Linked DNA regions of Homo sapiens: region 2 is linked to region 1. A link is an interaction called in ENCODE POLR2A ChIA-PET data of the cell type or tissue named here. Cell type or tissue: PC-9. All regions are shown on one strand. Each heading gives the region's core, and the rest is flanking DNA. Links, peaks and the distances in the headings are about the cores only.

The links. ChIA-PET counts read pairs that join two places held together with the same protein. Peaks named below come from ENCODE experiments on the same cell type or tissue, not always from the same donor. Only the 100,000 strongest peaks of a DNase experiment are listed, where the experiment ranks them.
Region 2: POLR2A ChIA-PET joins it to region 1 with 21 read pairs; 3 of 35 experiments call an interaction of 5 or more read pairs at or near these places.

Annotation. Positions count from the first base shown.
Region 1 is chr11:86,359,403-86,362,318 of GRCh38, reverse strand. LOC105369421 (a long non-coding RNA gene) reads left to right here. Exons shown (of 5, transcript XR_007062826.1): 3 at 1,992-2,105. Among named protein-coding and RNA genes, the nearest start is that of CCDC81, 14 kb to the left of the region's middle. In PC-9, for the core only: CTCF peaks have their summits at 1,174 and 1,376 (motif pointing left); a DNase peak (open chromatin) is centred at 1,338.
Region 2 is chr11:86,468,381-86,471,296 of GRCh38, reverse strand. All of the region lies in intron 7 of ME3 (malic enzyme 3), which reads left to right. Among named protein-coding and RNA genes, the nearest start is that of CCDC81, 95 kb to the right of the region's middle. In PC-9, for the core only: no CTCF peak of the experiment used is centred there; a DNase peak (open chromatin) is centred at 1,106; H3K27ac peaks cover 1,556 bases.

The sequences.
Region 1 (2,916 bases), core at 219-2,718:
AGTGAGGTGTCTATTTCAGATGGATTAATGTAGCTTCTCTAAGATTACATTTGAGCAGAGACCTGAATGACGTGAAGAAGCCAGCCATGAGAATCTTTAGTGGAAAACTAAACCCTAGGCCTTTAATTTTGCTATTCTGGAAACCCTGAGCAGGCTATTCGATTTCTCTGTGTCTCTGTTTCACCATCCATAAAATGTTTATTATTTCCAGATGGTATTAAGGATTAAGTGAGATATATGTAAAGTGCCAACACAGTATCTGACATATCATAAGGATACAATATATAATTATTGTGTAAATCATGGAATAAAATGCAAACAGAATGCATCAGTGTTATAGGGTAGGAGCTTTTGCTTATTCTTTTTTTTTGGTTTTTTTTTTTTTTTTTTTTTTGAGATGGAGTCTCACCGTGTTGCCCAGGCTGGAGTGCAGTGGCACAAACTTGGCTCCCTGCAACCTTCATCTCCTGGGTTCAAGCCATTCCCCTGCCTCAGCCTCCCGAGTAGCTGAGATTACAGGCACCTGCCATCACAGCCTGCTAATTTTTGTATTTTTAGTAGAGACTGGGTTTCACCATGTTGGCCAGGTTGGTCTCAGACTCCTGACCTCACATGATCCACCCGCCTCGGCCTCCCAAAGCGCTGAGATTACAGGCATGAGCCCCCGTGCCTGGACACTTTTGCTTATTCTTCTGTATAAATAGTGTAAGTGTTCCATAAGCATCTGAGGTTCAGTGTATTTAATGTAATACCAGTTTTGCAATGCATCAGTTTCAATACACCTCTAGCACAGAAAAGGACAAGAAAATGGGGAAGCTAAAGAGCAAGGACTGGCTAAGGAAAACTGAGTATTCTGAGGGATAGAATCATAGTTGTTACCCTAAACAGATGGCCCGCTTTTCCAAGGTCAGGTCATATGATGCAGAATTGAGACAATCCCAATAATAAGCTAAACAATTGAATAACCATAGTTAAATCCAAATCTGTTTGTACATTTTTCACACCTTTGTTCATTCTATTTCCTCCACCTGAAATACTGTCCATTCCCAGCCTACAACCTGTGATTCCTAGAAGGCAATGTGCTTTCTTAAGCCTCTCTACTTCTGGTGGTTCTTTCTTAAATTGGAATTCCCCTCCCAATCTCTATCCTGTCCTTGGGTGCAAGCCTCAACTGTGGTTAAGGACGCCCTCCCCTGCCTATCTGTATAGCTAGGTTAGGCGTCCCTCATCTGGGCTTGCATTTCCCCAATATTTCTTGAATCACTGTTAAGTAAAAGAGCTTCCTAAATATGCAAGTGTTTGGGAATGTCCTCAGGATCCTTGTCCTCCATTCTATACATAAAGCACCATCTGGTGGTGAAAGAAGATGACTATACTTCTAGGTCACCAAGATGTGTTTTCTGTTTTCTGAGCTTTCAGAGAGCTTTTAAAATCATGTTAGAGGAAAAAAGCCACACTGACTTGCATAGAGATGTACCTATTGCCAAAGAACAGTTTTTCTTGAGTGAATGTTTTCTGCTTTCTTGCTCACTTCCATTTTCTACCACCCTTCTCCCTGTTTCCTTCCATCCTTATTTCTCAATTTCTTTCTCCTACATTTCAACTGGCCCACTGAAAACACAGTTCTGGCCAGGCACAGTGGCTCACGCCTGTAATCCCAGCACTTCGGGAGGCTGAGGCAGGTGGATAACTTGAAGTCAGGAGTTTGAGTCCAGCCTGGCCAGCATGGTGAAACCCTGTCTCTACTAAAACTACAAAAATTAGCCTGGCGTGGTGGCGTGTGCCTGTAGTCCCAGCTACTTGGGAGGCTAAGGCAGGAGAATGGCTTGAACCCAGGAGGCGGAGGTTGTGGTGAGCCGAGATCGTGCCATTGCACTCCAGCCTGGGTGACAGAGCTAGATTCCACCTCAAAAGAAAAAAACAGTTCTGGTTGGCATTTGTTTTGTTTTGGCTGCCCTAAGAGCCTCCACATTTCCTTTTGGAATTCACAGATCTACATTGTGTGTAATCTTAGTGGGGCTGCCATTCCTGGTGACTACATTCCATTACCAAAGCCGAAGGAAACAGATCCTTGCCCTCCTTGACTCTGCAGGACCAGGGGCCAGGTATGTGACCCAATATCAGTCATCAGATGCTCTTTCTGGGGCTCAGACTGTTGAGCTGTTGACAGGCAGACAGCAGGAAAATGTGGAAGTTATTTCCACAGGGATGGTATGCACTTTTCACTATCTTGCTTTAAGAAAATTGCCTGGGTTCCTAATGGCCAATCCCCCAGATCCCTCTTGATTCCTGCCCATTTCCAGGTCTGATTGTCCTAGCTCCCATCACTCTGAGCATCCCAACAGTCTTCCAATAATTTCCTTCTGCTTCAGTTAGTCCAAATCAATATCTGTGGCCTTGTCTGCTTACAAGTTTATAAAACCACTAAATATCCAACTAGTGTGGTGGCATAAAAGGAGACTATCCACCCCTCCACCCCATTATCAGAGAATAAACTTGAGGATTAAAGAGAAACATTTAAATCCTAGCTTTAGTTAACCAGGTTGCTTAAGTAGAGCCATGTGCCGTTAATGTGAGGGTCCTTTGAAATGGAAACCAGAAAAAGGAAAGGACAAATGTCAATAGGAAGATTAGATGTTTCTAATGTAGATTAGATTGCAGAGTGATGGAACGAAAATTAATCCTCAATTAATCCTCATAATGGCACATTGATTTGTGGTACTTTAGGGGGAAACCAGCTGCAGCTGGAAAGCACTCAGTGGACTCCCCCTGTTCTTCAGTCTTTACAGAATCTCTCTCCCTGAAGAGACAAATGGAGACAAAAAAGCAGAAAGAATACATGTGTACATCCAGTGGCTATATTAAGCAAGAAAATCTATGAAATGCAAAAGAAACTAGGGGCTGAAACTTTATTCG
Region 2 (2,916 bases), core at 135-2,634, 110 kb before region 1:
GGGCTTGGTGGTGCATGCCTGTAGTTCCAGCTACTTGGGAGACTGAGGCAGGAGAATTGCTTGAACCCGGGAGGTGGAGGAGGTTGCCACTGCACTCCAGCCTGGTAACAGAGCAAGACTCTGTCTCTCAAAAAAAAAAAAAAAAAAAAAAAAAAGCTCTGGGCCTTACAGTTTAAGTAGGGGTTGGCCTAGACAAAAAGACGCCTTCTAGACAGAGAGAACCAGCAGCTTGAGCAAAGACAGGGGACCGTGCAAAGGCCCACAGTGGTTAGGAAGCAGGAAAACGTGCCTAGAATGTCAGAAGACCTGAGTAGGTGTTCAGCAATAGAGCTGGGGCCAAAATGAACACTACCTAAGGAATTTGGATATAACCCCACAGGCAGTGGAAGCCCTCTTAGGATTTTCAGAAAATAAGTAGCCGACATAAACTTGTGTTTAGAAATATGTGGAAGATGGATTGGGGGAGGGGAAATAAACTTGAAGGAGGTGAAATCAGTCACTGTAGGGTCCTGGACAGAAGCAGCAATGGCAGTAATCCTGGGGAGAGATGGCCTCGCCCTGAATCCACCCAGCACCCCCTGCACAAAGTTCTTCCTGCAGAGCCATGTCTCCCAAAGTGTGTTCCACCATAGGTGGTGAGGATGAGATGCAACAGAGTAAGGTGTCTGGTCAAATAAGCTTTGAACATGCTGGGTTAAACAGGTTTCTTATTGCAAGATTTTTCAGAGCTTTTAATACACATTGTGTATGCTATGTGTAACACACAGAGTTTTCCAAATTTACTTAACCACAGAACCTCTCTCTAAGACCATCTCAAGGGACTAGAGTTTAATGGAATATGTAAAATAGAAAAAAAAAGACCAAGAGTTTTTATGATTCTGTCAGATCTAGTTCCTGGAAGGAAATAAAAAAAGAAATAGTTTTCCATTGGGTGACAACTGATAATCTCACTGAACGCTCTGCTGTGGAAGTCTTGCATGTGGGTTTTTTTCTGGGGGGAGGGGAACAGCATGGACTACCATGGAAATACCAGAGGTAGCTTTTAGTCATTCTATTTAGAGGCAGGTTGAGCAAGTTCACCTTCTCTTCCCAGTCCCTCATGTTTGTTCAGGCTTGAAAGAGGTCAGACCCAGGTGTTTGAAAAAATGGCAGGTCCTGACCTATGGAAAAGAGAAACTAGGTCTGCAGCCCCTGGAATGCTCTGCACCACCAACATCCCTCACTCTGCATTTGGTTCACACACTGGGGAGAAGGGCAGAACAGCCACCTCAGACCCTCCTACCCATGGGAGGATGCATCCCAGGTGGCAGGTGCTGGCACTGTTGGTTGTGGCCTGGGTATCATCACACCGTCACACACAGCTCACCAGAACTCCAGAACTCCCAGGCACAGGTCACTGTTTGCTGGCTTCCCCTTGCCTGAGTACTGGAGGGAAAAAAAAAAAAACAAAATCAAACATCCACTCATTAGCCTTGTGTCTCTAAGTGAGCCCTGGCTTTGGAATGCCTTCCCTGGCCACTCCAAGGCCATTTCCCAGCTGAGTCCCCAGGGTTGGGAAGTCTGGGAAGCTATCTGTGTGGCTTGGGAAGGTGCCTCTTTCTCCATTGCAGGAATTCTCCACTGGAGAAGCATCAGATGTTCCTCAGCCCCTGCCAGGGCTGGAGGGTGAAGAGTTCAAAATTGCAAAAGGGGACAGATAAGCAGAAGCCTCCCCGGTAAGTGGGAGCTTCTCGCAGGACAGAAGGATAGACATCAGGCTGCTGCCAGCACTAGAATCGGGAAGCTGCCCAGAGCCCTGAGTAGGGAGCTGAGAGCACGGCTTCTTGGGAGGGGTCCTGCCTCTGTTCCACAGTATGACCTGGAGGGTGGCTGCCTTGCCCTGCTCACTCAGCTGGTCCAGTTTGTGTAAGCACAAAGGGCTCTAAGACACTCACCCCCCATATTTTCCTCACATGTTGCTCTCACAGAGAAATGTCTAACCTCCCTGCTCTGGACTTGTAGAAATACCTGAGTGAAGCTTCTAGTATTCAATTCCAGCCCCAAATATTAAGTAGGTTGTGCTACTCCTCCAATGCTCTCAGACCAGGAAACTGAGACCCAGACAGAGAAAGGGGACTCAGCCAAGACTCCTGCATTTTTTCTGTCTCCCTGGTCAATGTTTTCTTCACCATACCTATGATCTTTCCCAATGGAGAAAGAAATCCAGCCTTATTACCTATTTAGCTTTTTTTTTTAAGAACCTGTAAGGCTATCAAAATTAAACTGAAGCTGGTTCTTGAGTCAGACAGAACCAGATTTAAATTCCAGCTCCACCACTTACCAAGTGCAATAGAGTACATAGCCTGTGAGCAAATAACTTGCAATCTGTAGCTCCAGATTCCTTCTCTGGAAACAGCGCCTACATCATAAGGTGATGTGAAGATTAATTAAGATAATGTATGTAAAGAGCTCAGCACGGTGCCCAGCAGGTAATAAACACTAGATAAAAGCTAGCTATTTTTTTTACCATTGTTGTTAGCATTTTAATGAATATGTAAGGCAATTGATAATTAACATTTAAATTAGTGTTATGGTGAAAGCTCATTACCTGTATTTGGATGTACAGGGATGAATTGAGAAACATTTTTTTATCCACTAAGCCATTTAAATTTCCACTTTGAAATTTTCTCTTCTTAATTGGTTTTTAATTAGTTTAAAGAGTTGGCAGACAAACTCCAAACATTAAGTTTCCGCCAACTCCTTCATAGATCCAATCCACCCCTTCCTAAAACATTAAACTATAGTATCAGATCATCACAGGTGCTCAATGAATGTGTTTGGATGGATGAATTTATGGATGGGTGAATGGATGGATGGATAAATCAAGGATGGATGGATGATGGATGGATGGATGGATGATGAATGGATGGATAAATG